Linked DNA regions of Homo sapiens: region 1 is linked to region 2. Evidence: chromatin loops called from intact Hi-C (ENCODE). Cell type or tissue: dorsolateral prefrontal cortex. All regions are shown on one strand. Links, peaks and the distances in the headings refer to the core of each region. The heading gives the core; the rest is flanking DNA.

Region 1 (16,248 bases), core at 5,450-13,449, 230 kb after region 2:
AAATTCAGAGCTCAAAGACAAGGTCTTTGAATTAACCCAATCTGACAAAGAGAAAAGAATAAGAAAATATAAACAAAGCCTCCAAGAAGTCTGGGATTATGTTAAACAACCAAACCTAAGAAAAATTGGTGTACCTGAGGAAGAAGAGAATTCTAAAAGCCTGGAAAACATGTTTGAGGGAATAATTAAGGAAAAATTCCCTGGCCTTGTGAGAGATCTAGAGAGCCAAGTACAAGAAGCACAAAGGACACCTGGGAAATTCATTGCAAAAAGATCTTTGCCTAGCCACATTGTCATCAGGTTATCCAAAGTTAAGACAAAGGAAAGAATCTTAAAAGCCACAAGACAGAAGCACCAAGTAACCTACAAAGGAACACCTATCAGATTAACAGCAGATTTCTCAGCAGAAACCCTACAAGCTAGAAGGGATTGGGGACGTACCTTCAGCCTCCTCAAACAAAACAATTATGAGCCAAGAATTTTGTATGCAGTGAAACTAAGCATCATACATGAAGAAAAAATAGTCTTTTTCAGACAAACAAATGTTGAGAGAATTTGCCACTTCCAAGCCACCACTACAAGAACTGCTTAAAGGAGCTCTAAATCTTGAAACAAATCAAAATAGAACCTCTTTAAAACATAAATCACATAGAACCTATAAAACAAAAATACAAGTTAAAAAGCAAAAACAAAAAAGAAACCACCAAAGTACACAGGCAACAAGGAACATGATGAAAGCAATGGTACCTCACGTTTCAATACTAACGTTGAATGTAAATGGCCTAAGTGCTCCACTTAAAAGATAGAGAACCACAGAATGGATAAGAACTCACCAACCAACTATATGCTGCCTTGAAGAGACTCAACTAACACATAAGCACTCACGTAAGTTTAAAGTAAAGGGGTATAAAAAGGCATTTCGTGCAAATGAACACCAAAAGCAAGCAGGAGTAGCTATTCTTATATCAGACAAAACAAATTTTAAAGCAACATCTGCTAAAAGAGACAAAGAGGTACAAGGCCTTGTCCAGTGGGAAAATATCACAATCCTAAACATATATGCACCTAACACTGGAGGTCTCAAATTTATAAAACGATTGCTAATAGACCTAAGAGATGAGATAGACAGAAACATAATAATAGTGGGGGACTTCAATACTCCACAGACAGCACTAGACAGGTCATCAAGACATAAATTCAACAAAGAAACAGTGGACTTAAACTATATCTTGGAACAAATGGACTTAACAGATATACACAGAACATTTCATCCAACAACCACAGAACACACATTCTATTCAACAGCACATGGAACTTTCTCCAAGACAGACAATATGATAGGCCATAAAATGAGCCTCAAAAAATTTAAGAAAATCGAAATTATATCAAGCACTCTCTCAGACCACAGTGGAATATAACTGGGAATCAACTCCAAAAGGAATCTTCAAAACCATGCAAATACATGGAAATTAAATAACTGGCTCCTCAATGAGCATTGCGTCAAAAAGGAAATCAAGATGGAAATTTAAAAATTCTTTGAACTGAATGACAATAATGACACAATCTATCAAAACCTCTGGGATACAGCAAAGGCAGTGCTAAGAGGAAACTGCATAGTCATAAATGCCTACATCAAAAAGTCTGAAAGATCACAAATAGACAATCTATGGTTACATCTCAAGGAACTAGAGAAACAAGAACAAACCAAACCCAAACCCAGCAGAACAGAGGAAATAACCAAGATCAGAGCAGAACTAAATGAAATTGAAATAAAAAGACAAGACAGAAGATAAATGAAACAAACAGCTGGTTCTTTGAGAGATAAGTAAAATTGATAGACCATTAGCAAGATAACCACAAAAAGAAGAAAGAAAATCTAAATAACCTCACTAAGAAAGGAAACAGGAGATATTACAACTGACACCACTGAAATACAAAAGTTCATTCAAGGCTGCTATGAACACCCTTATGCATATAAACTAGAAAACCTAAAATAGATGAATAAACTCCTTGAAAAATACAACCCTCCTAGCTTAAATCATGAAGAATTAGATACCCTGAACAGACCAGTAACAAGCAGTGAGATTGAAATTGTAATTTAAAAATTACCAACAAAAAAAAGTCCAGGACCAGACGGAATCACAGCAGAATTCTACTAGACATTCAAAGAAGAATTGATACCAATCCTATTGACACTATTCCACAAGACAGAGAAAGAAGGAACCCTCCCTAATTCATTCTGTGAAGCCAATATCACCCTAATACCAAAACCAGAAAAGAAAACTACAGACCAATATCCTTGAAGAACATAGATGCTAAAATCCTTAACAAAATACTAGCTAATCGAATCCAGCAACATATCAAAAAGATAATCCATCATGAGCAAGTGGGTTTAATACCAGGAATGCACGGATGGTTTAACATACGCAAGTCAATAAATGTGATACACCACATAAACAGAATTAAAAACAAAAATCACATGATCATCTCAATAGATGCAGAAAAAAAAATTTGACAAAATCCAGCATCCCTTTATGGTTAAAACTCTCAGCAAAATTGGCATATAAGGGACATACCTTAATGTAATAAAAGCCATCTATGAAAAACCCACAGTCGACATAATAATGAATGGGGAAAAGTTGAAAGCATTTCCTCTGAGAATGGGAACAAGACAGGGATGTCCACTCTCACCACTCCTCTTCAACATAGTACTGGAAATCCTAGCCAGAGCAATCAGACAACAGAAAGAAATAAAGGGCATCCAAACAGGTAAAAAGGAAGTCAAACTGTCACCATTTGCTGACTGTTTACCTTGAAAAACCTAAGGATTCCTCCAGAAAGCTCCTAGAACTGATAGAAGAATTCAGCAAAGTTTCTGGAGACAAGATTAATGTATACAAATCAGTAACTTTTCTAAACAGCAACAGCGACCAAGCAGAGAATCAAATCAAGAACTCAACCCCTTTTACAATAGCTGAAAAAAAAAACAAAACAAACAAACAAACAAACAAACAAAAACCTTAGGAATATACCTAACAAAGGAGTAGAAAGACTTCTACAAGGAAAACTAAAAAACACTGCTGAAAGAAATCATAGATGGCACAAATGGAAACATATCTCATGCTCATGGATGGGTAGAATCAATATTGTTTGAAAATGACCATACTGCCAAAAGAAATCTACAAATCCAATGCAATCCCCATCAAAATACCACCATCTCTCTTCACAGAATTAGAAAAAACAATTCTAAAATTCATATGGCACCAAAAAAGAGCCCACACAGCCAAAGCAAGACTTAGCAAAAAGAACAAATCTGGAGGCATCACACTACTTGATTTCAAACCCAAACCCAGCAGAAGATAGGAAATAACCAAGATCAGAGCAGAACTCATACCATAAGGCCATAGTCACCAAAACAGCATGGTACTGGTATAAAAATAGGCACATAGACCAATGGAAAAGAAAAGAGAATCCAGAAATAAACCCAATACTTTCAGCCAACTGATCTTCAACAAAGCAAATGAAAACATAAAGTGGGGAAAGGACACCCTTTTCAACAAATGATCCTGGGATAATTGGCTAGACACATGTAGGAGAATGAAACTGGATCCTCATCTCTCACCTTATAAAAAATCAACTCAAGATGGATTAAGGACTTAAACCTAAGACCTGAAACTATAAAAAATTCTAGAAGATAACATTGGAAATGCCCTTCTAGACATTGGCTGAGGCAAGAATTTCATGACCAAGAACCCAAAAGCAAATGGAGCAAAAACAAAGATAAATAGTTGGGACCTAATTAAACTAAAGAGCTTTTGCACAGCAAAAGGAACAGTCAGCAGAGTAAACAGACAGAATGGGAGAAAATCTTCACAATCTACACATCTGACAGAGGATTAATATCCAGAATCTACAATGAACTCAAACAAATCAGTAAGAAAAAAACTAACAATCCCATCAAAAACTGGGCTAAGGATATGAATAGACAATTCTCAAAAGAAGATATACAAATGGCCAACAAACGTATGGAAAAATGCTCGACATTACTAATGATCAGGGAAATGCAAATCAAAACCATAATGCGATACCACCTTACTCTTGCAAGAATGGCCATAATCAAAAAATCAAAACACAGTAGATGTTTGGTATGGGTATGATGAACAGGGAACACTTCTACACTGCTGGTGGGAATGGAAACTAGTGCAGCCACTATGGAAAACAGTGTGGAGATTCCTTAAAGAACTAAAAGTAAACTACCATTTGATCCAGCAATCCCACTACTACCCAGAGGCAAATAAGTCATTATTCAAAAAAGATACTTGACATGCATGTTTATAGCAGCACAATTCACAATTGCAAAATCATGGAACCAATCCAAATGCCCATCAATCAACAAGTGTATAAAGAAACTGTGATATGTATATATACACACACACACACACACACACACACACACACACACACACACACACACATTGGAATACTACACAGGCATAAAAAGGAATGAATTAACAGCATTTGCAGTTACCTGTATGAGATTGGAGACTATTATTCTAAATGAAGTAACACAGGAATGGAAAACCAAACATCATATGTTCTCACTGATGTGTGGGAGTTAAGCTATGAGGACACAAAGGCATAAGAACGATACAATGGACTTTGGGGACTTAGGGGGAAGAGTGAGAGGGGGATGAGGGATAAAAGATTACAAATATGGTGCAGTGTATACTGCCTGGGTGATGGGTGCACCAAAATCTCACGAATCACCACTAAAGAACTTACCCATGTAACCAAATACCACCTGAACCCCAATAACTTATTGGAAAAAAAGAGTTAAAATAAATAAATAAATAAAATCAAAAGTCTAAAAAATAAATAAACCCAGAGTTCTCAGGAAATTCAGGAAGAAATGCTTCAATGGAACAAAGCTAAAATAATATATTTTCTCCAAAGGCTCTCATTTTCAGTAAAATTCTGTATATTGCTGAGTGAAGCAAATCCAGTTATATTGTTCCCAGGAAGAAAGAGGAGAAGGGTGTGAAAGAGATAAAGCATGTATACTTGAAGCCCACACAGAGTCACATTCTCAGATTTTCCATCCTTACCTTAGGGACAAACACTGGCTTCATGTCATGGGGATGGTAACTGAAGCCTTAAAAGAGTACATCACCAGCTCAGGGACAAATGACTAATACATGGCAGGGTGCAGCTTTGAACTCAGCATAGTGAAGGAAATCAAAATATTTTAACGCAAATATATTTAGTTGACATATTTTGAGATGGCTGTTACAGAGCCAGTAAACAGAAGTTGTCCTGCAAAGCTGTCTTTTGTGAGGAAGATTCACCTCTGTAGAGAATCTGCATCGGTGCACCCAGGCCCTTTCTTGTCTGGATCTAGGAAAGATAAACTGAGAGTTTGACACCTTTAAAGGCCTGAAAGAAACATTCATCATCTATTCAGTCTGAGGTCTGCTACATAACAAGACCACCTTTTCTAGCCAGGCCTCCTCTTCTCTCCCTCTTGGAGGGCTGCCAGCTATGAATTTTCACCTACATAACAAGACCAACTTTTCTAGCCAGGCCTCCTCTTCTCTCCCTCTTGGAGGGCTGCCAGCTGTGAATTTTCACCTACATAACAAGACCACCTTTGCTACAGGCCTCCTCTTCTCTCCCTCTTGTAGCCTGTCTTATCACTATAACCTGATTTACCACCGTAACCTTTTATCGGCCATGCTCTGAGCCTCTATCCTTTCTGTACTTCAGGATGGTATATAAGCTTCTGCACCCCATTAGGGACTGGAACTGGCTTTCAATTCCAAATTCCTGTTGCAGTTCAGCTTTGTCCTTGCATGCGCTCTGTGGTTCTCCCCTGTGTGCACATTAATAGATTTTTATGCCTTTTGTGAGTTGATTTTTCACCAGACCTTCAGAGGGTGAAATAGTTTTTCCTTGGCCCCAACAATGGTCAAAATCAAACCCAAGTTTTATACTTTGTCCTTTTCTTTCCTAAATACCACTCCCTGGACTGGTGCTAGCCTGGTTTCTACCAAGACTCACCTGGGAAGTGTCATAAAAATGCCTGTGTCACACACAGGCTCCAGAAAATCCAATTCAGTGTTTGGAGTAAAATCTGGGAAGCTGTGTTGCTTTTTTAAAAAAAAAAAGTAAATCAAAAAATAAAATTCTAAGGCCCCCGCCCCCAACCAACAGAATGGACCCCTCCTCTCAGCCAAGGGCATTTCAAAGTTAACCTGAAAAAACTAGTTCAGGCCACGATGGGAGTGGGGAGCTGGACATGCCTCATTATACCCTCCTCCATTTTGGAATTATTGACAGAACAGACTCTTTAAATCTGATAAGAAACATTTACAATCTATTCTCTGAAGGCTGCTACCAGGAGACTTCATCTGCACGATAAAACCTTGGTTTCTACAACCCCTTATTGTAACCAGACCTTCCTTTCTATTGATAATAACTCTTTCAACAAATTGCCAATCAGAAAATCTTTAAAGCTACATATAACCTGGAAGGTCTCCTGCTTTGAGTTGTCCCACCTTTCTGGACCAAACCAATATACATCTTACATGTATTCATTGATGTCTCATGTCTCCCAAAAATGTATAAAACCAAGCTGTACTCCGACCACCTCGGGTGCGTGTTCTCAAAATCTTCTGAGGGCTGTGTCAGAGGCCATTGGTCACTCATATTTACCTGAGAATACATCTCTTCAAATATTTTACAGAGTTTGCCACTTTTCATTGACAAAAGTCTCCTTGACATTTTCCTACAGCCAGACTTGGGCACCATTGCAGTATATACTCTTTTAAGCCATTTTTTCCCCCAGCAATTAATTAGTTGATTTCATGAAAAACTTAGCTCATCTTTCAAATCAAAGTAGAATGCATGTGTCACTCTTTGAAAATTTGTTCTTTCTACAAATGACGAAATAAGTTTTCAAAATTTTTAAATTTCCAGTGGTCTTTTAGAAATGTCTGTGAGGTGTAATTTATGGGATGTTTCCTTACACTCAGAAAATGAGGGTGCTTTTTGGAGCGAATTTGTCACCCACAATGGTCTTGCTGCAAAACCCTACTGTTTCCTGCAAGATTCAAGCATTTCCTTACTTCTTGATGGCTCAAAATGCCCGGGCTTCTGATGCTCAGGACAGAATCCCCAGCTCATACATTTTTAGATTTACTTCACTTTCAGGATTTACATATTTTAAGCATGAGGCTATGGATGTGTTTCAACCAATTTTCTAAAATACGCTTTTTCCTAAGACAATTTTTGCTTCTTGTTAAGACTCTGAGTGTTGAACATCTCTTGGGACCTGAGGTGGAGATTTTTATAACCTTCTGCTCTCCAGTTATAGGCTATTTGTGTCCCTACGTCCAAGTCTCAAGTTTATTTCTCCTTCTCATTTACTCCTTTACTATGAAGGGGTCCACAGCTAGACTAAAGTGGGGTTTAACGAACTGCAACCCAGGGGCCATTCTAGCCTGACATCTATTTTTGTTAACTAAAGTTTTATTGGAACACAATGACGTCCATTCATTTGCTTGTCTCTGACTGTTTTTACACTACAGTGGCAAAAAGGAGTAGCCAGAAGTAGACAGAGACCAGATGGCCTGCAAAACCAGAAGTATTTATTATCTGGCTCTTTTTTTTTTTTTTTTTGAGACGGAGTCTCGCTCTGTCACCCAGGCTGGAGTGCAGTGGCGCGATCTCGGCTCACTGCAACCTCTGCCTCCCAGGTTCACACCATTCTCCTGCCTCAGCCTCCTGAGTAGCTGGGACTACAGGCGCCTGCCACCACACCAGGCTAATTTTTTTCTATTTTCAGTAGAGATGGGGTTTCACCGTGTTAGCCAGGATGGTCTCGAACTCCTGACCTTGTGATCCTCCCGCCTCGGCCTCCCAAAGTGCTGGGATTACAGGCGTGAGCCACCGCACCCAGTCCTATCTGGCTCTTTAAAGGAAAAGTTGCCAACCCCTGGACTAACGGAACATTCCTAGTGAAAATATTTATAAGTTTTCTTTCAATAGGGAAACATCACATTACTTCTAGCATCACTCTAAACTGCATGTGCTGTGAGGATTTTGCAGTTTGCCAATGTTTCTTTATCTTTTATCGTTATCTTCAGGCCACAACATACAAAGAACCTCATTTTCAGATTGCACTCGTTATTAAAAAGACAATTTAGGGCCTAAAAATTAATGGACAGTCTTGTTTATAAATGCTTTTTTTTTTTTTTTTTTGAGACAGAGTCTTGCTCTGTCGCCCAGGCTGGAGTGCAGTGGTGGGATCTCAGCTCACTGCAGCCTCCACCTCTCAGGTTCAAGCGATTCTCCTGCCTCAGCCTCCTGAGTAGCTGGGATTACAGGTGCCCGCAACCACACCTGGCTAATTTTTGTATTTTAGTAGAGATGGGGTTTCACCATGTTGGCCAGGATGGTCTCAATCTCCTGACCTCGTGATCTGCCCGCCTCGGCCTCCCAAAGTGCTGGGATTACAGACGTGAGCCAAAGTGCCCTGTCAAATGGCATTCTTTAATCTACAATGAATCACCTAGTTACATGTGTAAGGGGAAGCGTCAGGGAGAACTGTCTGAATCTCTATTCATTTGCCTCAATTCTCTGCCATAATTTATTTATCATATTAACCTTAACCTTGTTAACCTTTCTCCTGTCTGCTAAAGTGAACCCCAATTTCACCTATTTGTAGCTTGTTTTGCTATATTGCTGTACACTGCTGATAAAAAAGAAAATAATTTTTTCTTTTAATTTTCCCCAAATTTTCTTGACAATTGGTGATGATACAAAGTATGTATCTAATACAATATTAACCCAGGAAAATATATTTTTAGAGACAAATCTTATTTTTTTCAATGAAAGTAAAAAGCAGTATGCTTTATTTACTAACTAGTAAGACCTTATTACTTTTCTCAAATACCACAAAACTTACTAAAGAAAAGCTTTCTGATTTGATCTTTGAATGATTGCAGAAAAGTAAACTGGCTTGGATCTGACATCACCTTGTCTTTCATTGCACTCTTTGCAGCCAAGTTACTGATATTCAACAGTACCAGTTTGCCCTCTTGTGGTGTATTGCAGTTACTGTTCTTTTCTACCACTAAGAAGTTTTGTATAGACCCGTTTAATTTTATGTAACTCATTGTACAAGACACCACTCTATCTTACATTTCATCTGTGATTAATTCATATAGAACAATAATCAATAATACATGCTGGAACTTTCAGAATGAACTTCTAAAATTACTCTAGACCATAATGAAATATGATTATCGCTGTTTGACACCCATCCTGAATTCCCAAGAACAGTAATAAATCTGCCATCCACCTTTGGTCCATAGGACTACTTTGTAGGACAAAAAGTCTAAAATTATCATATTCTTGCATATCAGATGTTATAAAGAACTTCTACCTATTCTGCTTTCCAACTCGGCGATGTGAATACATACATAAGTGTAAATATTTTTATCAAAGGACACGTGAACATTCTCCTAAGCAGGAGAATAAAAAGTTATTCTATTCAAAAGAATTGTTTCACTTTTGTAAAAGTAAAATCTACACCACAGTTTCTGGTTGCTTCCATTCAAGGAGAGCTTTGGAAACCCATTCTGACTCCTTGACTTTGTGAATTCACTGGTTTAGGGTAAAGTACAAGGCTCATGGATCCCATAGAGCAGTGGTCTCCAATCTTTTTGGCACCAGGGACCAGTTTCATGGAAGACAATTTTTCCATGGACTGGATGCGGGGATGGTTTCAAGATGATGCAAGCACATTACATTTATTGTGCACTTTATTTCTATTATGTTACATTGTAATATATAATGAAATAATTATACAACTCACCATCATGTAGAATCAGTGGGAGCCCTGAGCTTGTTTGCCTGCAACTAGACAGTCCCATCTGGGAGGTGATGGGAGACAGTGACAGATCATCAGGCATTAGATTCTCAAAAACAGCATGCAACCTAGATCCATTGCATGTGCAGTTCACAATAGGGTTTGCAATCTTATGAGAATCTAACGCTGCTGCTGATCTGACAGGAGGCAGAGCTCAGGTGGTAATGCTAACTCGCCCACCGCTCACCTCCTGCTGTGTGAATTGGCTCCTAATAGGCTACAGACAAGTACCAGTCCCTGGCCCAGTAGCTGGGGACACCTGCTGTAGCGTATATTTTGGCACTTGTGAGACCAATTACCTGTAATGTCTCCTCCACATACAGCAGGAATTAATTTCTCTTTTGTTACATATTTTCTCTTTTTTATATTTATACTTTTCCCTCTCTCCATGATACCCACTACGAGTTCAGATTCTGGAGTCCAGACAGCTTGGGCTTTTTTTTTTTTTTTTTTAATATATGCAAGTTCTACCACTTAATTTTTTTTTTTGAGATGGAGTCTCGCCCTGTTGCCTAGGCTGGAGTGCAGTAGTGCGATCTCAGCTCACTGCAAGCTCTGCCTCCCAGGTTCACGCCATTCTCCTGCCTCAGCCTCCTGAGTAGCTGGGACTACAGGCACCTGCCACCATGACCAGCTAATTTTTTTTTTTTTTTGTATTTTTAGTAGAGACAGGGTTTCGCTGTGTTAGCCAGGGTGGTCTTGATCTCCTGACCTCGTGATCCGCCTGCCTCGGCCTCCCAAAATGCTGGGATTACAGGCATGAGCCACCAAGCCCGGCCCACTTACTTTCTTACTGGGGATTTCTTGTGCAAATTGCCTTAATGGACTCACCCTTGATTCCTTGTCTCTGAGGGCGGAGGATTACCCAGGTGCCGAGGCAAGAGACTGAAGGCACAAACTGTTTCAGTATAATAAAGAAAATAGTTAGAATAAGAATAGTCATAATACAAATTAGATATAGAGATGATCATGAACAATTATCAATCATTATTATAAACATTATTAATCATTAGCTTTTAATATTACTCTTTGTTGCATTACTAATATAACCTAGGAATAACCAGTGGGTATAGGGTCAGGTGCTGAAGGGACATTGTGAGAAGTGACCTAGAAGGCAAGAGGTGAGCCTTCTGTCACGCCTGCATAAGGGCCGCTTGAGGGCTCCTTGGTCAAGCGGTAACGCCAGTGTCTGGGAAGGCACCGGTTACTTAGCAGACTGCGAGAGGGAGTCTCCTTTCCTTGGAGGAGTCAGGGAAAACTCTGCTCCAGCAGCTTCTGGTGGGAGGCTGGATATTATCCAGGCCTGCGCGCAGTCATCCGGAGGCCTAAACCCCTCCCTGTGGTGCTGTGCTTCAATGGTCACTCTCCTTGTCCACTTTCATGTTCCTCCCATACTCCTGGTTCCTCTTTGAAGTTCGTAGTAGATAGCGGTAGCAGAAATGGTGACAGTCTTAAAGTCTTTGATCTTTCTTATAAGTGCATAGAAGAAAACACTGACCTATGCTGCCTTCTCTCTGTGTGCTTTGGCTACCTAAGAAGGAAGGGCCACCTGTCCTGTGATCATGTGACTTGCTTCACCTTGTCAATCACTTAGAAGATTCACCCTCCTTACCCTGCCCCCTTGTCTTATATGCAATAAATATCAGTGTGTCCAGCCGTTCAGGGCCACTACCAGTCTATGCGTCTTAATGGTAGTGGTCCCCGGGTCCAGCTCTTTTCTCTTAATCGTTTTGTCTTGTGTCTTTATTTATTACAATCTCTCATCTCTGCACACCAGGAGAACACCCGCCAAGCTCCGTAGGGCTGGACCCTATATTTCTGTAATATGGAAATATTAATAGTGGCAAGCCCACATAGCTGCCACGAGGACTTCATACAATAATGAAGGTAAGGTGCTTAGCATGAGCCTGGGGATAAAGGAAGAGTTTAACAAATGTTACAATCAGTATTACTTTCTGATTTCTGAATATAACACTTTATTTTCGTCATATCTATCTCTCCTTTCCTTTTTTCACTGTCTACTTTTCTAGTGTACTTTTGGTCTGCTTTTATTAATTTTTTGTTTGTGTTCCCCTTTGCTCACTCCATGGCAATGAAAAAGTTAGATTTTAAAGTACGGGTTCTTAGTTCAGGACCCTGCATTCGAATGGATTTATTGCTATTTCTAACACAGAAAACTGCATTGTAGGACTGTTCCCAGATGTAACTGACTATCAGGCTGCTATTTCTCGTGGCCCAATAACGAGATGCAGATGAACTGGGGAGAAAGAGAGTTTTTATTTCTGCAGCCGTTTACAGGGAGAAGGCCTGGAAATTATCACCAGACCAACTCAAAATCACAAAGTTTTCCAGCGCTTATATACCTTGTAAGCTATATGTCTACATGTAAGTGTGCATTCATCTAAAGACACATGTGATTAACTTTTTTTCCTTTTTTTTTTTTTTTTTTTTTGAGGCAGAATCTCACTACTCTGTCACCCAGGCAGGAATGCAGTGGTGAAATCTTGGCTCACTGCAATCTCTGCCTCCCGGGTTCTAAGCGATTCTCCTGGCTCAGCCTCCTGAGTAGCTGGGATTACAGGCACCTGCCACCACACCCAGCTAATTTTTGTATTTTTAGTAGAGATGGGGTTTCACCACGTTGGCCAGGCTGTCTCGAACTCCTGACCTCAGGCAATCCACCTGCCTCAGCCTCCCAAAGTGCTGAGATTACAGGCTTGAGCCACCATGCCTGGCCATGATTAACTTCTTTTAATCTATAACTAAGGTCTGAGTCCTGAGACCTTCCCCTGGAACCTCAATAAATTTACTTGATCTAAATGGGTCCAGGTGCTGGGGTGATTACCCTTATCTTGTCTCCTGCTAAATCATGGAGGTTTGGGGAGTTCCTTCAGAACCCCAATAAGCTTCTTTGTGAAGCCTGGGGAGTTTCTTCAGACTCCCAATAAAACTTGTTTAATCCTAAATGGGTCCCGTTAAGGATTCCTTCGTTATTTTGTTATGCTTTAAGGCTCAGGAAAAGCCTAGGCAAAACTCTTGGTGGGCTTTTGTTACATTCCAGTCTTTGTATAAGGGCACTGGCTTTTAAAACTTAGCCAGTCAGTCAGTACCGAAGCAGGTGTTATGGAAGACTGCATTAGTGAGACCTGGCCTGCCACAGGACCAATACCTGGAAATAGTGGGGTATTTTTGTGCTCCTCAGGTATGCGTTTTTGGACATCCTTTTATTGGAGAGCTGAAAGAGAAGGCTACCATCTTTGGACGCCCTTTTACTGGAGAGCTGAAAGAGAAGGCTACTGAGAAGATATTTTTAAAGTATGTATATAAGTATACTTACATGATGTATGTATGAGGTTTAATGCAAAAGTTAATTGCGGTTTTGCCATTAAAGTGATGCAAAAACCTCAATTACTTTTGCACGAACCTAGTAAGTACTTACTCTGTTTTTCCAGTGGTCAGAAGAGTCTTTCATTTGGAAGTTTCTAATGCAAGCTAATTTTGTGAGAAAAAACTCTCACATCATGTATCTGCCCATTTTAGAGGAAGGATAAGCATATGGTACAACATCAGTGGATGGAACAGAAGCCGCAACTAGTTGAGGGTATTTCCTTGCCTACAGCTCCATCAAGCATTAAGAGAGACTTTCCAGGCCAGCTCCAGATGAAAAGTGCTTATTTCAGAATCTTTATTTTGGGGGTCTGTGCCATTATGTCAAGATTCTAAAACTCAAAATTGGAGCCTGAAAATTCTTCTTGGTTCTTCTTGTACAATTTATATTTTAGTTGTAACTCAGCCCAAAATCTGCTGGGGTTGTGGGGGAGATGTTTTTTCAAGCAAGTAACTCCAGATAATATTTAATAAATAGATTTTTGCCTATTCCTTCCCTGGTCGCCACGGTTGTTGTCTGTTACCTAGGAATTAAATGTTGAATGGCAAGGTAGGATCACTATAGTAACTCGAAGGGCATTGGAGCAATGAGAACGTGGGAAGATGTTAAATTTAGATCAGAGTGAGTATATGTCACATTATCAATCCTATTCCTGTAGGAGCTAATTTTCTTCAACAGATCTTCCTTATACAACACATAAAAGGCCCTTTTCTCTCCTTTGTGTCAACTGTCAAAACTGTTCAAATTAGCAAGCTTGATGTTTTTGCTGTTTTCAGAAATAATTGTTTTGTTTCTCTTTTTTCAAAATGTAACTTAGAATAACCATGTTCCTATGCTATTTAGCTCTTGCTGAATGATAAATAGTACAAATGTCTACTGTCTTTTGGAAACATACTTTCAAAGAATTCTTTTTGTATTTTTTAAATATCAGAAATACAGCATCTGACCTGCATTCTGACTTTGCTGTGAATCATTAAAGTTGGAATGTTTTTGAATTTTAGTACATTTTGTGGCATTAACTTTCCTACCCACAAACGAAGAGCCTTCAAACTACCTAGATGAGATCAAACGTCGATGACATTTATATTTTTCTAGGAGTCAGGAAGAAAAATATAATCCCACAACGTTAAATGCCTTTCAAGGAAAAAAAGTGAGCACGTGGCTGGATGTTTGACGTGAAAGACAGAAAAATCTTCTGTCTCTGTTTAGTGTTCCCAAACGTCAGGCATTCTTCTTTTTTTTTTTTTTTTTTTTTTTACTTTTTTCTCTTTCCCCTGGCTCTCTGAATTATAATTAGGGACCTGGTGAACAGATCTGACCCTCACTTGTGCTCATTTTTATTAATATATAAAGTCTAATGGAGGACTGTTCTGCTTCTTCACAAATGATTGATTCTAATTCTTTGGTGTTCCTGACACAAATCTGTGGGGTGTTGCCAATTGTCTTACAAACAGCAAACCCCCGAAGGCAAACTGCATTCCAAGTAGTGCAAACCACGCATTCCTAGTTACAAACTTGCTTCATCCATCGCCTATTGTTGTCTAAAAATAACCAAAGCTCATGACCCAGCTTTTTACTAAGACTTTCAAAGAAGTTGACCATCCTTGGATAGTGTCTCTAGGAAGAGACGGGTGAAGGGCAGAAAGACCATACTTTCTTTCCAACCAGATCCCATGATAAAGCAGGAGATTCACTAAGGAGTGGATGAGGGTAGTGTTTCCATGTTTCAATATGACAAGCAAGATACAGTTCATAACAATCTAAATATATTACTATGTCCCTCTGTTCTGTCCAAAAAGTTCAAGGAGATTTAGAGACAATTCATTGCCAAAAAAGAAACAACCATACTAGTAACTGATCCAAACACACAAAGAGAGTTCAGAGGAGTCTAGAGGCAAAGCATTGATTTTCCAACCCACTGCCTGACAGTCCTTACAGAGTCTGTCTTGGGTAGGCACTGGGGAGTCTCTTTCTTCTGCAGTCTCCCTTCTCTCCCTATCTCCTGAACGATGGAACAGAAGCTTCAACTACTTGAGGGTAATTCCTTGTCTACAGCTTCATCAGACATTAAGAGTGACTTTCTAAGCCAGCTCCAGCTGAAAAGTACCTATTTTAGAACCATCTCCTCTCCTTGGGCTCGGCTCCATCTTGCAGGTGGAGGGAGCAGTAAGATCCTTGAGGTCCTGAGGACTGTTTTTCCTAGACAGCTCAACCTTCATTGTGCTTGGATTTTCCCCCCTAAGAAGAAGCTTAGACATTTTAGAATCTTCTGATTAGAGCATTTAAGATAAACATGAATGCTTTTTCTTAAGACATTGACCACTGCTGATAGCATAACATATTTATTCATTTGTTTGTTTATTTTTGAGACAGAGTCTTGCTTGTCACCCAGACTGGAGTGCAGTGGTACAATCATGCCTTACTGCAGTCTCCAACTCCTGAGCTCAAGTGATCCTCCCACCTCAGCCTTCCAAGTAGCTGGGACTACAGGTGTGTGCCACCACACTCAGCTCATTTTTAAATTTTTTCATAGAGACAGGGTCTGCCCACGCTGGTCTCAAATTCCTAGGGCTCAAGTGATCCTTCCACCTTGGCCTCCCAAAGTGCTGGGATTACAGGCGTGAACCACCATGCCTGACCAACATATTTAACGTATTTAAAATTTCTTTCCCTTACATCTGTATTATAAAACTCCCTTCACAGAGGTATAGAAGAAAGAAAGAAATCAGAAAAAAAGATATCCACTCAAAAAATCCAAATATAAATTTATGCCTTTTTTGAACCACTAGAATTGTAGCAGATGCTGGGATACCAAAATGAATAATTCATAGCCATAATCTCAGTGTCTATGAATTCAGAATTTAACTGGAGATAGGGTTGAGGTGGCAAACAGGCACATAAAAAAATTAATGGTGTCACAGTCCTGTGA
Region 2 (16,248 bases), core at 5,522-13,521:
TGGCACAGTGAGTATATGAACAAGCTTTGGAACCAGGCAGACAAGGGTTTGAGTTTGCCATTTGCCAGTCCCGTGACTATCTTAAGGTATAGTTTCTTCATCTGTAAATAGACATTTTAATCGTCCATCTCTTACAGAGCTGTCATAGTAAATAAGATAATGCATGTAATGCAATTTCCAAAGTTTCTGGTGCATAGTCAGACTGATAAAATGTCAGCTATTTTTGTTTTATTTTTATTGGAAATGGCAGAGACTAGGAGATGAGATGAAAGCTGACATTAACCAAGATATTAGAAAATAAGTCAAGGGTGAATTTATTGAAATTGTTGGTCAAAATATTTTTCTGTTATTTTTGATAAATCACTGGAAGGATCTTGAGAACTATATACCAATGACTCTAATATTAGCACTAGAAAAGATGGCACACTGTAATGAAGTTCAGAATATATATAGACAGAGATATATATACATACATACAGATATCCCTACAGATTTGAAACCATCTAAGAAAATGGCAACATGATTTCTATAAGTCATACCTGACTACAGCTGTTACCAACAAGTAACGAAATATTTAATCCCACATGAAGATAAAAAACAATGTTTATAAATTATTTCATTATAGATACAAGAATAACTTGCAGCCAAACTCATGTGCAGGAAGTTCAAATCTGAGCCTACAAGTCACATGTGCAAGAATTACAGCTTTATTTTTCTGAAATTCAATACATTGTCTGTCCATTTCAAACTCCCATTCAGGAACTAAGTTGCAAGCTATTCAAGGCACCCTGCCTCCCACCCCTGATCCAGCCGACTCCCTCCCCTAGACCAGGATGAGAGGAGTGAAGCAGGATCAACAAGAAGTGAAGCAGGATCAGTAACAGTACCCCTTGTAGTCCATCACAGCCTGAGGCAGAAGAAAAACTCACTGATATCGATACTGGCTTTACTTAATATATTAATATTTTATTCATAATGTACTTTTGCTTAATTTTGATATTTCAAATATGGCATTAAAATATTGAGTTTTCAGGAATGGAGAACCAAATACGGTATATTCTAACTTATAAGTGAAAGCTAAGATATGATAACACAAAGGCATAAGAATGATATAACAGGCAGGGCACGGTGGCTCACGCCTGTAATCCCAGCACTTTGGGAGGCCGAGGTGGGCGGATCACGAGGTCAGGAGATCGAGACCATCCTGGCTAACACGGTGAAACCCCGTCTCTACTAAAAATACAAAAAATTAGCTGGGCGAGGTGGCGGATGCCTGTAGTCCCAGCTACTCGGGAGGCTGAGGCAGGAGAATGGTGTGAAGCCAGGAGGTGGAGCTTGCAGTGAGCTGAGATGGCGCCACTGCACTCCAGCCTGGGCGACAGAGCAAGACTCCTCCGTCTCAAAAAAAAAAAAAAAAAAAAAAAGAGTGATATAACAGACCCTGGAGACTGGGGTGGGGGCTGGTTGGGAGGGGGATAAGGGATAAAGCACTGCATAGTGGGTCCAGTGTAGGCTGCTCGGGTGACAGATGCACTAAAGTCTCAGAAATCACCACTAAAGAACTTATCCATGTAACCAAAACCACATGTATTCCAAAAACTACGGAAATAAAAATAAAATTTTTTAAAACTAACAAAATAAATAAAATACTGAGTTTTTTGGCACACCATTAAATGTTGCACCCAGGGTTCGTGACTCACTTGCTTTATCCAAATCCTAACCCTAAACCACACAGGTTGCTGACACATCATTTGGCCTCAACCTCAGGAATCTTCAAACTTGGTCATATTGAATCACTGCTATGCCCATTTCAAGGAGCTCGCAAAAACTGATCTGCTCTCCCATACCACTCTGAGGCTTCAGGTCAATTATCAATATTGTCTGAGATACTTTCCCACTCTGTGCTGCTCTTAGATACATGAGAAATTGTTCTACTCCTCCTCAGAGTACAAAGAGACAAGCAGGAACCCTAAAAGGATGACAGAAGCCCATCCTCCTGGATGCATCACACTGCAAATTTTACACTTGATGTGGTATATAAGAAGTCGCTGGGTCCTCAGCAGTCTGTCTATTTCTCCAGGCTCCACCTGGGAAGGGAGGCACAGATCCAGTGGGGTGCTGGTAAGTGTTTAACAACAGCTCTCCAGGATGTGGTGGGGGACGGGCTTGTAGCATCTATCTGCCCATTTCTTTTCCTTTTTTTTTTTTTTTTTTTTTTTTGAGACGGAGTCTTGCTCTGTCGCCCAGGCTGGAGTGCAGTGGCGCAATCTCGGCTCACTGCAAGCTCCACCTCTCGGGTTCACTCCATTCTCCTGCCTCAGCCTCCCGAGCAGCTGGGACTACAGGCGCCCGCCACCACGCCCGGCTAATTTTTTGTATTTTTAGTAGAGACGGGGTTTCACCGTGTTAGCCAGGATGGTATCGATCTCCTGACCTTGTGATCTGCCCACCTTGGCCTCCCAAAGTGCTGAGCATCTGCCCATTTCTGTAGATTAAAACTCTCACCATGGCTGATTTCAAGTTACCAATGTGATACTAGCAAGTTCACGAAACTCCTAAAAACTTAACAATTGGCTCTAGCAATGGGACAAATTAAGTTCAGCAAACAGCAGCATAGTTCCCTTCAATTAATTATCTGAGACTCCAACGTATCTGAGGTTGCTGTCTTCCTTTAAGATGGCAGTGGCAGTCAACAAAGGAGAGAAATCAAGTGTCAGCCTCCAATTTTTAGTAACACCATATCTAGCCTCTTGTTCACCTTCTCACTTTCTTTCTTCCTAGGTTCAGTAAATCAGAAGCAGGAAAAACAACTCTTTATCTCATCTTCAAAATCTATCATTTACTGCTAAATTCTAGAAGTAGAAATAGATTAACCAAGAATTTAACTTTTGTGATCAGATTTGTCTGTATTGTCCCTTCCTTAAGGCAATGAAGGCAGAATACCTAATTGACCTTATGGAGGAAATAGTTTATTATTCTATTTTAAATAATGCTTTTAATTATTTTTTAACATATTATATTAATTGTCGATTTAATATAATGCTTATCATATTGTTTTATTTTAAAATAAGTGGTTTCCGAATCCAGCAGCACATCGAAAAGCTTATCCACCATGATCAAGTGGGCTTCATCCCTGGGATGCAAGGCTGGTTCAATATACACAAATCAATAAATGTAATCCAGCATATAAACAGAACCAAAGACAAAAACCACATGATTATCTCAATAGATGCACAAAAGGCCTTTGACAAAATTCAATAACGCTTCATGCTAAAATATCTCAATAAATTAGGTATTGATGGGACATATCTCAAAATAATAAGAGCTATCTATGACAAACCCACAGCCAATATCATACTGAATGGGCAAAAACTGGAAGCATTCCCTTTGAAAACTGGCACAAGACAGGGACGCCCCCTCTCACCACTCCTATTCAACATAGTGTTGGAAGTTCTGGCCAGGGCAATTAGGCAGGAGAAGGAAATAAAGGGTATTCAATTAGGAAAAGAGGAAGTCAAATTGTCCCTGTTTGCAGATGACATGATTGTATATCTAGAAAACCCCCTTGTCTCAGCCCAAAATCTCCTTAAGCTGATAAGCAACTTCAGCAAAGTCTCAGAATACAAAATCAATGTACAAAAATCACAAGCATTCTTACACACCAATAACAGACAAACAGAGAGCCAAATCATGAGTGAACTCCCCTTCACAATTGCTTCAAAGAGAATAAAATACCTAGGAATCCAACTTACAAGGGATGTGAAGGACCTCTTCAAGGAGAACTACAAACCACTGCTCAATGAAATAAAAGAGGATACAAACAAATGGAAGAACATTCCATGCTCATGGGTAGGAAGAATCAATATCGTGAAAATGGCCATACTGCCCAAGGTAATTTATAGATTCAATGCCATCCTCATCAAGCTACCAATGACTTTCTTCACAGAATTGGAAAAAACTACTTTAAAGTTCATATGGAACCAAAAAAGAGCCCACGTCGCCAAGTCAATCCTAAGCCAAAAGAACAAAGCTGGAGGCATCACACTACCTGACTTCAAATACAAGGCTACAGTAACCAAAACAGCATGGTATATATAACAGAGATATAGATCAATGGAACAGAACAGAGCCCTCAGAAATAATGCCACATATCTACACCTATCTGATCTTTGACAAACCTGAGAAAAACAAGCAATGGGGAAAGGATTCCCTATTTAATAAATGGTGCTGGGAAAACTGGCTAGCCATATGTAGAAAGCTGAAACTGGATCCCTTCCTTACACCTTATACAAAAATTAATTCAAGATGGATTAAAGACTTAAACGTTAGACCTAAAACCATAAAAACCCTAGAAGAAAACCTAGGCATTACCATTCAGGACATAGGCATGGGCAAGGACTTCATGTCTAAAACAACAAAAGCAATGGGAACAAAAGCCAAAATTGACAAATGGGATCTAATTAAACTAAAGAGCTTCTGCACAGCAAAAGAAACTACCATCAGAGTGAACAGGCAACCTACAAAATGGGAGAAAATTTTCGCAACCTGCTCATCTGACAAAGGGCTAGTATCCAGAATCTACAATGAACTCAAACAAATTTACAAGAAAAAAACAAACAACCCCATCAAAAAGTGGGCAAAGGATATGAACAGACACTTCTCAAAAGAAGACATTTATGCAGCCAAAAAACACATGAAAAAATGCTCATCATCACTGGCCATCAGAGAAATGCAAATCAAAACCACAATGAGATACCATCTCACACCAGTTAGAATGGCAATCATTAAAAAATCAGGAAACGACAGGTGCTGGAGAGGATGTGGAGAAATAGGAACACTTTTACACTGTTGGTGGGACTGTAAACTAGTTCAACCATTGTGGAAGCAGGTGTGGCGATTCCTCAGGGATCTAGAACTAGAAATACCATTTGACCCAGCCATCCCATTACTGGGTATGTGCCCAAAGGATTATAAATCATGCTGCTATAAAGACACACGCACATGTATGTTTACTGCAGCACTATTCACAATAGCAAAGACTTGGAACCAACCCAAATGTCCAACAATGACAGACTGGATTAAGAAAATGTGGCACATACACACCATGGAATCCTATGCAGCCATAAAAAATGATGAGTTCATGTCCTTTGTAGGGACATGGATGAAATTGGAAATCATCATTCTCAGTAAACTATCGCAAGGACAAAAAAACCAAACACCGCATGTTCTCACTCATAGGTGGGAACTGAACAATGAGAACACATGGACACAGGAAGGGGAACATCACACTCTGGGGACTGTTGTGCAGTCGGGTGGGGGGGGAGGGATAGCATTAGGAGATATACCTAATGCTAAATGATGAGTTAATGGGTGCAGCACACCAGCATGGCACATGCATACATATATAACTAACCTGCACATTGTGCACATGTACCCTAAAGCTTAAAGTATAATAATAATAAAAATAAAAATAAAAAATAGAGCAAAAATAAATAAATAAGTGTTTTCACCATTTGACTATGTCAAGAAATTTTTTTTCATCGCTCATATTCTCAGCCCTACACATATCTTATTCTAGGTTCCTCAGCAAGTTGAGATGGTTTTTAATATTCCTGAGGGTTATTGGTTTCTTTGTTTGTTTGTTTTCAGACGGAGTCTTGCTCTGTCGCCCAGGCTGGAGCGCAGTGGCACCATCTCGGCTCACTGCAAGCTCCGCCTGCCGGGTTCACGCCATTCTCCTGCCTCAGCCTCCTGAGTAGCTGGGACTACAGGCACCCGCCACCACGCCCGGCTAATTTTTTGTACTTTTAGTAGAGACAGGATTTCACGGTGTTAGCCAGGATGGGCTCGATCTCCTGACCTCGTGATCCGCCCACCTCGACCTCCCAAAGTGCTGGGATCAGAGGCATGAGCCACTGTGCCCAGCCGGGTTATTATTTTAAAGACAATATCTTCGAATTTTTTTAAGAAGTAGATACATTTAGGTCTGATTTCCTTGAATATGAATGGATGTGTTTTATTCTTCTCTCCAATAGGATGTTAAATTAAATGATGCTGGGATCAGTGTTTCTGATGGCCCGATCTCAAAAAAAAGAGCATTCTCTTTGGATACATTTTCCAAAACTTTAAGATATGCAAAACCACCAGCAAATTTTATTCAGACAAGAAACGACCCTGCTTTACACACAGGGCAGGAACTGGTGCTGGGACTTCCATTCTGGCTATGAATAGAAGAAGCCTGGGCCAGCAAAAAAACTGACACTGAGAACGGAGGCGTGCAGCAAGGATAGTCTCATAAACAAAAAGGGAAGCAACAGAAAGGAAATCTGTAAAAACTCCCTGAGGCCTTTGATCACAGAACACCGTGTAGATGCTCCAAGGGCTCATTTAAGACATTGGCTAGTTACTATGTGACTTGAAGCAGCTCACGCCACCACTCTGAGCCTGCTTTTTCATCTGCAAAAAAAAAACCAGTATATCAACAACTAGTTTTGGGCATTCTTATAGGACTACGTTAAGTGCTTGGTAAAATGTAAGGGTATGTGATTACAGCAATATATTCATTTTAACAAAATTTCACAGTAAAATAATTTGGATGTTTTCTAGATTGTTTTTTTTTTTGGCATTTTACAGTGAAAACCGATAAACCCAGCAGCCAGCACTTTATTATCCAAGGACAAAACTTTGTGCATACCTTTAGGTTATCTAATACCTGGTACTAAAAGAAAAAAGCAAATAAAACCAACTTACAGATTGCATCTAGAACAGACGTTATACAATATCCATTTATGTCAATAAAGATATTGAAGTATAAAAAAAAAATTTTTTTTTTTTGAGACAGAGTCTCGCTGTGTCACCCAGGCTGGAGTGCAGTGGCACAATCTCAGCTCACTGCAACCTCTCCCTCCCAGGTTCAAGCAATTCTCCTGCCTCAGCCTCCGGATTAGCTGGGATTACAGGCACCTGCCACCACGCCCAAGTAATATATATACATATATGTATTTTTTTTCTTTTTTTTTCTTTTTTTTGTATTTTACTAGAGACAAGGTTTCACCGTGTTGGCCAGGCTGGTCTCGAACTCCTGACTCAAGTGATCTGCCCACCTCGGCCTCCCAGAGTGCTGGGATTACGGGCATGAGCCACCGTACCCGACCTAAAAAATATTATTTGTAAATTGACTAGACTGTAACTTCTAGGAAGTGTAAAAAATATTACTTTTAAATTGCCTTGAGTGTAACTTCTAACCCATATTTCTAAAAATTCACAGAAGTATTCAAACGCCACATTGGTGGAAGATGTAAGAAGGGGACTTTTATAGTTTGCTGTTCTGCCTTTGCTTTCCCATCTCAGATCTTCAGTAGGGTAGTTACAGCAACCTCTTATAAGAAAGTGCCATACCTAATAAAGATATCAGAGAGGTCATAGAGCAATCAAGAGTCAGGAACTGAGTTTCCAAACCCTTTTTCTCTGTCCTTTAGGTAGCTTCACTTCACTCTAACTCTCAATTGTTTGTTGGAATCATACTCCGTGGATTTTGCTACCTAACGTTGACAGAAAACATTAAAACTCCAGGCAATCCATCCCCAGTTCATCAGCTCTCACCTTGGGAGCACTGCTCAGGGAGGGTACAAAGACAGTCATTTCATTCCTCTCACTACAGCCACGTTTTCTGTCCTCCTCGCTGCCTTCCACCGTCTGTACTAATACTACTCTTATTCAGCCCCCAAGTGTTATTTCCAGGGATTTCCTCAAATCACAAGTCTTTATACAATATTTGGAATTTCATGTGATTCCAATGCAGGAAAAGTGCAATCTCCTGCCATTTCTATCACACTGTCTGGAAACCTCCCCTCCCACGTATTTACCTTAATGAAAAGAGGAAAATGGAAGAAAACATATCTTTTCCCATAAAAAAAAATCCCCTTTATTAATCAACCAAAAAATGCTACTTCATGACTCCTTTTTTTTTTTGTAGAGAGAGGGTCTCACTATGTTACCCAGGCTGGTCTGTAACACCTGGGCTCAAGCCATCCTCCTGCCTTTGGCCTCCCAAAGTGCTGGGATTACAGGCGAGAGCCTTCGCACCTGGCTGGCCTCCTTTATGGTATTTTTACATACTCCCTCTCTTCACTCTTCAGCCGTAACTTCTTTCTCCTGGCTTAACCACCTACCAGAGAGACCTTCCCCAACAACTCATGCAGATTTCCCTCTAGACAGCTCCATTACTCTATCGCACCACTGTTCTACTCTTTCTTAATTCTTATCCTAATATAAATTTTAAATATTCATCATTTATTTTTAATGCTTTTTGTTTATAATCCTACAAGACATATTGAGCTCCACAAGGATCTTTTTGCCGTACTCACCCCTGCATTTCAGTTCCTTGCTCACTGCCTGACACATAATACTGTAAAGAACTGGGAAGGGACTGAATTTTGCCCTACTCACAAGCCAATAAGTTTGCCTGCTACAGTTTCATTGATGCCAGTAGAAGACAGGAGACTCAGGGTCAGAGAAGAAGAACAGCTTATTAATCACAACAATAGCAACAGCCAGGATTTTGGCATTTTGGGGACAGTATCTCGAGGCCCAAGTCTACAGGGTGACACAAAAGAACCGAAAGATACCTGAATACATAGTGGGTTGTGATACAGGAGAGGAATGCTGAGTTTAGGGGATGCAAAAATTTTATAATGGGCAGCAAGCATGTCTGCCCTTTGCTCCAAAGGGAGACCCAATCCCTAGCTTCCAAGGCCATTCACTGTATGAACATCACTGAAAAGATTTTCTGGGACAAAGGGTAATCTGTGTCTTTCTTATAAGGTATGCAGAAACATAAGAAACCCATGGAAAATTATCTCCTAACAAGTAGAGAATCAAAAAATAATATTTTTTATTTAATGAATAAATGAACTAGAACACCAATCTAGCACAGGTAGTGAAACTATTTTTTAAAAAAGAAAGAAAACCTTCTTTTGTTACTGAAGAGATGTCCTTACCCAGTGGAATGCTGGCAACTGTTTAACATTCAGCTCTTGGGGATAGAGGAGAGCTGATTTGATTTGTAGCATTTTTCAGTTTTCTTGGCAAAAGTATTCACACTGTAACCAACAAGAAGTTACTGATATCTCGGAATGCAGAGCTGGGGAGAGATGCTGGACAACACATCATTGTGGAATATTCCCACCATATGAATGCAAAACGTAAATCATCTCAAAAGGTGACTTTACTAAATAGTAAAATACTTAGGAAGCGGTGAGTCTTGAGTACATATTAGTTTAGTTTTAAAGACAGTTTACTTCATTGTAAGTTTATACGACTAATTTTTTCGAGACAGGGCCTTGCTCTTTTGCCCAGGCTGGAGTGTAGTGGTGCAATCATAGCTCACTGCAGCCTGAACTCCTGGGCTCACGTGATCCTCCCACCTCAGCTTCCCAAGCAGCTGAGACTGCAGGCGTGCACTACCATGCCCAGCTAATTTATTTTTCGTTTTATTTTTTGTAGAGACGGGGGCCTCACTATGTTGTCCAGGCTGGTCTCAAACTCCTGACCTCAGGCAATCATCCCACTTTGGCCTTCCAAAGCTCTGGGATTACAGGTGTGAGGCACTTTGGCCGGCCTTGACTTAGTTTTTAATAATGTCTGTGTTTAATAAGTGGCTCACAAAATTCTTGAAAATTTAACAATTGGCTCTTGTGAGCGGGCACAGGACACTCTTTACCACTGTTCTTCACTCCTCTCTGCCTGTCTTTAGTGTCACTCTTGTCCCTTCAGTCCCATATGTATTTTATTTCCAGATCTTTCATTTCTTTAGAACTCAGCTACTTCTGTTCCTCCGGGCTATGCTCTGCCTCATTCCCTTTCACTACACCCCCAAGCCTCACCCCATTCCTGGAAAGCTTTCGATTCTGTCCTTCACCATCCTCCCACCCCCACCTCCCAATACACACACCCCATGGCAGGCCATAGAAGCACCCCCAGGGATGGGATCCAGGAAATTCCACTTCGCCTTCCTCAGTAATCAAGGCCACAGCAGGGAAGATGGCTAACTGTGTTCCCAAGTGATCACTTTCAATGGATTTCCTCATGAAATCATTGCAACTACCTACTTGTTAGGCTCTACACTATTTTTTGTGCCATATTTTAAGTACCATTTATTATAATAGGGATTTACAAGCAGATCTGAGATACTAACCTCTCTTCTGATGTGAAAAATGCATTCCAATTTCTAAACTGAGAAAGCAACTTTGGGAACATACACAAATGAGAAACTGCTTAATATATGGAATTTGATATATAATTGTATAATGTTTATTTATTGAACTATATCCACCAGAGGGCAGCAAAAAATTTTATATGGGACATGTATTTACTCAATACAGAATTAAGAGCAAACCTCCATCATTACTTGATGATAAACAGGAAACCATTCGAGTCCCAATAAAGGCTTTCAATATTATGGAGAAATATGATCACAAGGCTAAAATTTATTTTTTACTTTAAAGCCTCAATACTAACTTTCATATTAGGTTAATCTCCAGTTAGTTACTCATTGATCCGTTTAATATATATTATTTAAACACTTCTCATATTCAAAGCATTGTGCTAGTAATGACCACAGTGAGGCATGATTCGAGGAATACAAAAACAACTGCCTGCCTGTGCAGTTGTTTATATATCAGTCAGGATTCTCCAGAGACATAGAAGCATTTGGATGTGTGTGTGTGAGTGTGTACATTAAAAGATTTATTCTAAGGAATTGGCTCATGAAATTATGCGGGCTGGCAAGTCTGAAACTTGTAGAGACAGACAAGCAGGCTGGAAATGCAGTCAGGAGAGGATGCTATGGTCTTCAGGCAGATTTTCTTTTCAGTGAAACCTGTTTTTTGCTCTGAAGGACTTCATCTGTTGGGATGAGGCCCACCCACATTATGAAAGTTAGTATCTTTTACTTAAAATCAACCGACCGTAGATGTTAATTGCATCTACGAAATACCTTCACAGTGACACCTGGATTGGTGTTTGGTTACGTAACTGAGTACTACAGCCCAGACAAGTTGACACATAAAATTAAACACTCCAGGCTGGGCGCGGTGGCTCACGCCTTTAATCCCAGCACTTTGGGAGGCCGAGGCGGGCGGATCACGAGGTCAGGAGATTGAGACCATCCCGGCTGACACGGTGAAACCCCGTCTCTACTAAAAATACAAAAAATTAGCCGGGCGTGGTGGCGGGCGCCTGTAGTCCCAGCTACTCCGGAGGCTGAGGCAGGAGAATGGCGTGAACCCGGGAGGCGGAGCTTGCAGTGAGCCGAGATCGCGCCACTGCGCTCCAGCCTGGGAGACAGAGCGAGACTCCGCCTCAAAAAAAAAACAAAACAAAACAAAACAAAAAAACAAAAAAAAAAAACAAAAAAAAATTAACTACTCCACTGCTCAGAAACATTTTCCCTGTCCAGATGCTGTATCCTAGAAATGCCGCACTTGGAAAAACATGCTCTGAGTCATGAATTGATCTTTCCAGATAACGTCTCTAAAATGCATACATCCTTGGTAGGTTAATATACCTACCTAGACACCAAGGCGTGAGTGCCAGGTTATCACATACATTTCTCCAGACAAAAGAGAATCTGTGGCATCCTGAAAGCAATGAGTAGCAAGAGATTCTAAATGCTGAAAGCTGCGAGTCACCACCAAGAGGCAAGCAGGCTGGAAACCACCCATTTCCTCATTTTACATAAAATTCCGCTGCCCAAAAGTACAATCATTTATGCTTGTTGTAAAAAACTACAATGTTGTTATTGCTGTTCGAAATTGCATCTACTGAGAAAATGAGGAGCTCATGGCAGAAGGGAGGCAGGACTAGGCTGTAGCTTTGACTCCGACAGAGCAGCATGCTGAGGCTGGCACTGTGAATTTTAGCCCCAGATCGACTACAAGAACAAACCAGAAATACCGAGAGGACCCACAGCCCCTCTGAAGGAAGCCGACTGCTCCTGCAGGACCTGGGAGATGCCTCAAATACTGTGAGTGCCCCAACTGCAAAAGTGGGAAAGGGAGACCCTCCTCTCCCAAACACACACCCCCACTGGAGAAACTGAAGGTCTGTTTGTGGGAGAAGTTTCCAACCTTACCTGGAGCTGAGTCAATTTAGAGAGCCAAGCAAAACACAGGGATAGAGGAAGCAGCAGGAAAGGCCTTGGGAGCTCGCTGGGTCCCCAAGCAGGCCATTCCTGCCTGGGACCACAGAGATCCATCAGGAAGGCAGCCAGAGGAGCGGGGGAAAAACACCACAGGGAGAAGGAAATCTCCAGCTGAATTTTTTAACAATTGGAACCATGTGAGAAGCCTCCTGGCCAGAACTGGGGGGAGGGCATGAATCCCGTGCGCACACTCCCACAGGTGGGGGAAGAACCAAGCCCTTTTCGTTCCCAGCTGGGAGGTGGGTAGCCTGGGGCAAGTTCTCAAGCTCAGCTTACCCACCACCTGGAAACAGACTCAAGGCTGTTTGGGGGGCAATGGTGGGAGTGAGACTGACCCTTCAGTTTGCATGGGAGGTGGGTGAGGCCTGTGACTGCCAGCTTTCCCCGACTTCCCTGACAACCTGCATGACTCAGCAGAGGCAGCCATAATCCTCCTAGGTACACAACCCCATTGACTTGGGAATGTCATGCCCATCCCCCACAGCAGCTGCAGCAAGACCCACACAAAGAGAGTCTGAACTCAGACACCCCCTAGCCCCACCCCAACCTGATGGCCCTTCCCTACCCACCCTGGTAGCAGAAGACAAAGGAGATATAATCTTGGGAGTTCTGGGGCCGCACCCACTGCCGGTTCCTCTCCACACTACCACAGCTGATGCTCTCTGGAAAGCGCCACCTCCTGGCAGGAGGCCAACCAGCACAAAAATAGACCATTAAACCACCAAGGCTAAGAACCCTCACAGAGTCCATTTCACACCCCTGCCACCTCCACTGGAAACAGGTGCTGGGATCCACGGCTGAGAGACCCATAAACAGTTCACATCGCAGGACTCTGTGCAGACAACCCCCTGTACCAGACTGGAGCCCTGTAGACTCACTGGCTGGCTAGACACAAAAGAAAGACAGCAATCATTGCAGATTGGCTCACAGGAAGCCACATGCATAGGAAAAGGCGGAGAGTACTACATCGAGGGAACACCTTGTGGGACAAAAGAATCTGAACAACAGCCTTCAGCCCTAGATCTTCCCTCTGACAGAGGCTACCCAAAAGAGAAGAAACCAGAAAATCAACTCTGGTAATATGACAAAACAAGGCTCTTTAACACCCCTAAAAAATCACATTAGTTTACCAGCAATGGATCCCAACCAAGAAGAAATCCCTGATTTACATGAAAAAGAATTCAGGAGATCAGTTATTAAGCTAATCAGGGAGGCACCAGAGAAAGGGAAAGACCAATGCAAGGAAATCCAAAAACTGATAAAAGAAGTTGTCAGGCCTCTGAGCCCAAGCTAAGCCATCATATCCCCTTTGACCTGCACGTACACATCCAGATGGCCGGTTCCTGCCTTAACTGATGACATTCCACCACAAAAGAAGTGAAAATGGCCTGTTCCTGCCTTAACTGATGGCATTATCTTGTGAAATTCCTTCTCCTGGCTCATCTGACTCAAAAGCTCCCCCACTGAGCACCTTGTGACCCCCACTCCTGCCCGCCAGAGAACAACCCCCCTTTGACTGTAATTTTCCTTTATCTACCCAAATCTTATAAAATGGCCCTACCCCTATCTCCCTTCGCTGACTCTCTTTTCAGACTCAGCCTGCCTGCACCCAGGTGCAATAAACAGCCTTGTTGCTCACACAAAGCCTGTTTGGTGGTCTCTTCACACAGACGCGAGTGAACGAAGTGAAGGGAGACATATCCAAGGAACTAGATAGCATAAAGAAAAAACAATAAAAAATTCAGAAAACATTGGATACACTTATAGAAATGCAAAATGCTCTGAACTTCAGAGCTCGAAAATAAGGTCTTTGAATTAACCAAATCCAACGAACAAAGAATAAGAAAATATGAACAAAGCCTCCAGGAAGTTTGGGATTATGTTAAACAACTAAACCTAAGAATAGTTGCTGTTCCTAAGGAAGACAAGAAATCTAAAAGTTTAGAAAACATATTTTGCAGAATAATCAGGGAAAACTTCCCCAGCCTTGCTAGAGATCTAGACATCGAAATACAAGAAGCACAAAGAACACTTGGGAACTTCATCACAAAAAGATCACCACCTAGGCCCATTGTCATCGGGTTATCTAAAGTTAAGACAAAGGAAAGAATCTTAAGAGCTGTGAGACAGAAGCACCAGGTAACCTATAAAGGAAAACCTATCAGATTAACAGCAGATTTCTCAGCAGAAACCCTAAAAGCTAGAAGGGATTGGGGCCCTATCTTCAGCCTCCTCAAACAAAACAATTATCAGCCAAGAATCTTGTATCCAGCAAAACTAAGCATCATATATGAAGGAAAGATACAGTCTTTTTCAAACAAACAAATGCTGAGAGAATTTGCCACTTCCAAGCCACCACTACAAGAACTGCTAAAAGTAGCTCTAAATCTTGAAATGAATCCTGGAAACACATTAAATAGAACCTCTTTAAAGCATAAATCACACAGGACCTATAAAACAAAAATACAAGTGGAAAAGTGAAAACAAAAAACAAGGTACAAAGGCAACAAATAGCAAGATGAAAGCAATGGTACCTCACATCTCAATACTAACATTGAGTGTAAATGGCCTAAGTGCTCCACTTAAAAGATACAGAACTGCAGAATGGATAAGAACTCACCAGCCATCTGCTGCCTTCCAGAGACTCACCTGACACATAAGGACTCACATAAACTTAAATTAAAGAGGTGAAAAAGGCATTTCATGCAAAAGAACAACAAAAGCAAGTAGGGGTAGCTATTCTTATATCAGACAAAACAAACTTTAAAGCAACAGCAGTTAAAAGTGACAAAGAGGGACATTATATAATGGTAAAAGGCCTTGTCCAACAGGAAAATATCACAAGCCTAAACATATATGCACCTAACACTGGAGCTCCCAAATTTATAAAACAATTACTAATAGACCTAGGAAATGAGATATAAAGCAACACAATAATAGTGGGGACATCAATACTCCAGTGACAGCACTAGACAGGGCATCAAGCCAGAAAGTCAACAAAGAAACAATGGATTTAAACTATATCTTGGAACAAATGGACTTAACAGATATATACAGAACATTTCATCCAACAACTGCAGAATACACATTCTATTCAATAGCGCATGGAACTTTCTCCAAGATAGACTGTATGATAAGCCGAAAAAGGAGCCTCAGTAAAATTAAGAAACTTGAAATTATATCAATCACTCTCAGACCACAGTGTAATAAAATTGGAAATCATCTCCAAAAGGAACTTTTGAAACCATGCAAATACATGGAAATTAAATAACCTGCTCCTGAATGAACTTTGGGTCAAAAACAAAATCCAAATGGAAATTAAAAAATTCTTCAAACTGAACAACAATAATGATACAACCTATCAAAACCTCTGGGATATGGCAAAGGCAGTGCTAAGAGGAAAGTTAATAGGCCTACATGCCTACATCAAAAAGAAAGAGTACAAACTGACACTCTAAGGCCATACCTCAAGGAATAAGAGAAACAAGAACAAACCAAACCCAAACCCAGCAGAAAAGGAAACAACCAAGATCAGAGCAGAGCTAACTGAAATTGAAACAAACAGAAAGAATATCAAAAGATAAATGAAACAAAAAGCTGCTTCCTTGAAAAGATAAATAAAATTGATAGACCATTAACAAGATTAACCCAAGAAAAGAAGAAAGAAAATCCAAATAACCTCATTAAGAAACAAAACAGGAGATATTACAACAGACACCACAGAAATACAAAAGATTATTCAAGGCTACTATGAACATCCTTACACACATAAACTAGCAAACCTAGAAGAGATGGATAATCCTAAAAAAAACACAACCCCCTAGCTTAAATCAGGAAGAATTAGATACCCTGAACAGACCAATAACAAGCAGTGAGACTGAAATGGTAATTAAAAAATTACCAACACAAAAAAGTCCAGGACCAGACGGATTCACAGCAGAATTCTACCAAAGAAGAGTTGGTTCCAGTCCTATTGACACTATTCCATAAGATAAAGAAAGAAGGAACCCACCCAAATTCATTCTATGAAGCCAGCATAACCCTAA

Evidence for each region. Peaks named below come from ENCODE experiments on the same cell type or tissue, not always from the same donor. Only the 100,000 strongest peaks of a DNase experiment are listed, where the experiment ranks them.
Region 1: a loop joins it to region 2, with 14 times the contacts of the local background. A loop is called at or near these places in 96 of 110 quality-filtered maps.

The regions. Positions count from the first base shown.
Region 1 is chr21:17,672,048-17,688,295 of GRCh38, reverse strand. LOC124904999 (a long non-coding RNA gene) reads left to right here and starts at 13,877. Exons shown (of 2, transcript XR_007067821.1): 1 at 13,877-13,940. In dorsolateral prefrontal cortex, for the core only: CTCF peaks have their summits at 8,881 and 9,093 (motif pointing left); a DNase peak (open chromatin) is centred at 10,153.
Region 2 is chr21:17,897,310-17,913,557 of GRCh38, reverse strand. No RefSeq gene overlaps it. Among named protein-coding and RNA genes, the nearest start is that of LINC03147, 20 kb to the right of the region's middle. RefSeq lists an enhancer at 9,756-10,314. In dorsolateral prefrontal cortex, for the core only: a CTCF peak has its summit at 10,330 (motif pointing right); no DNase peak of the experiment used is centred there; H3K4me3 peaks cover 342 bases; H3K27ac peaks cover 2,312 bases.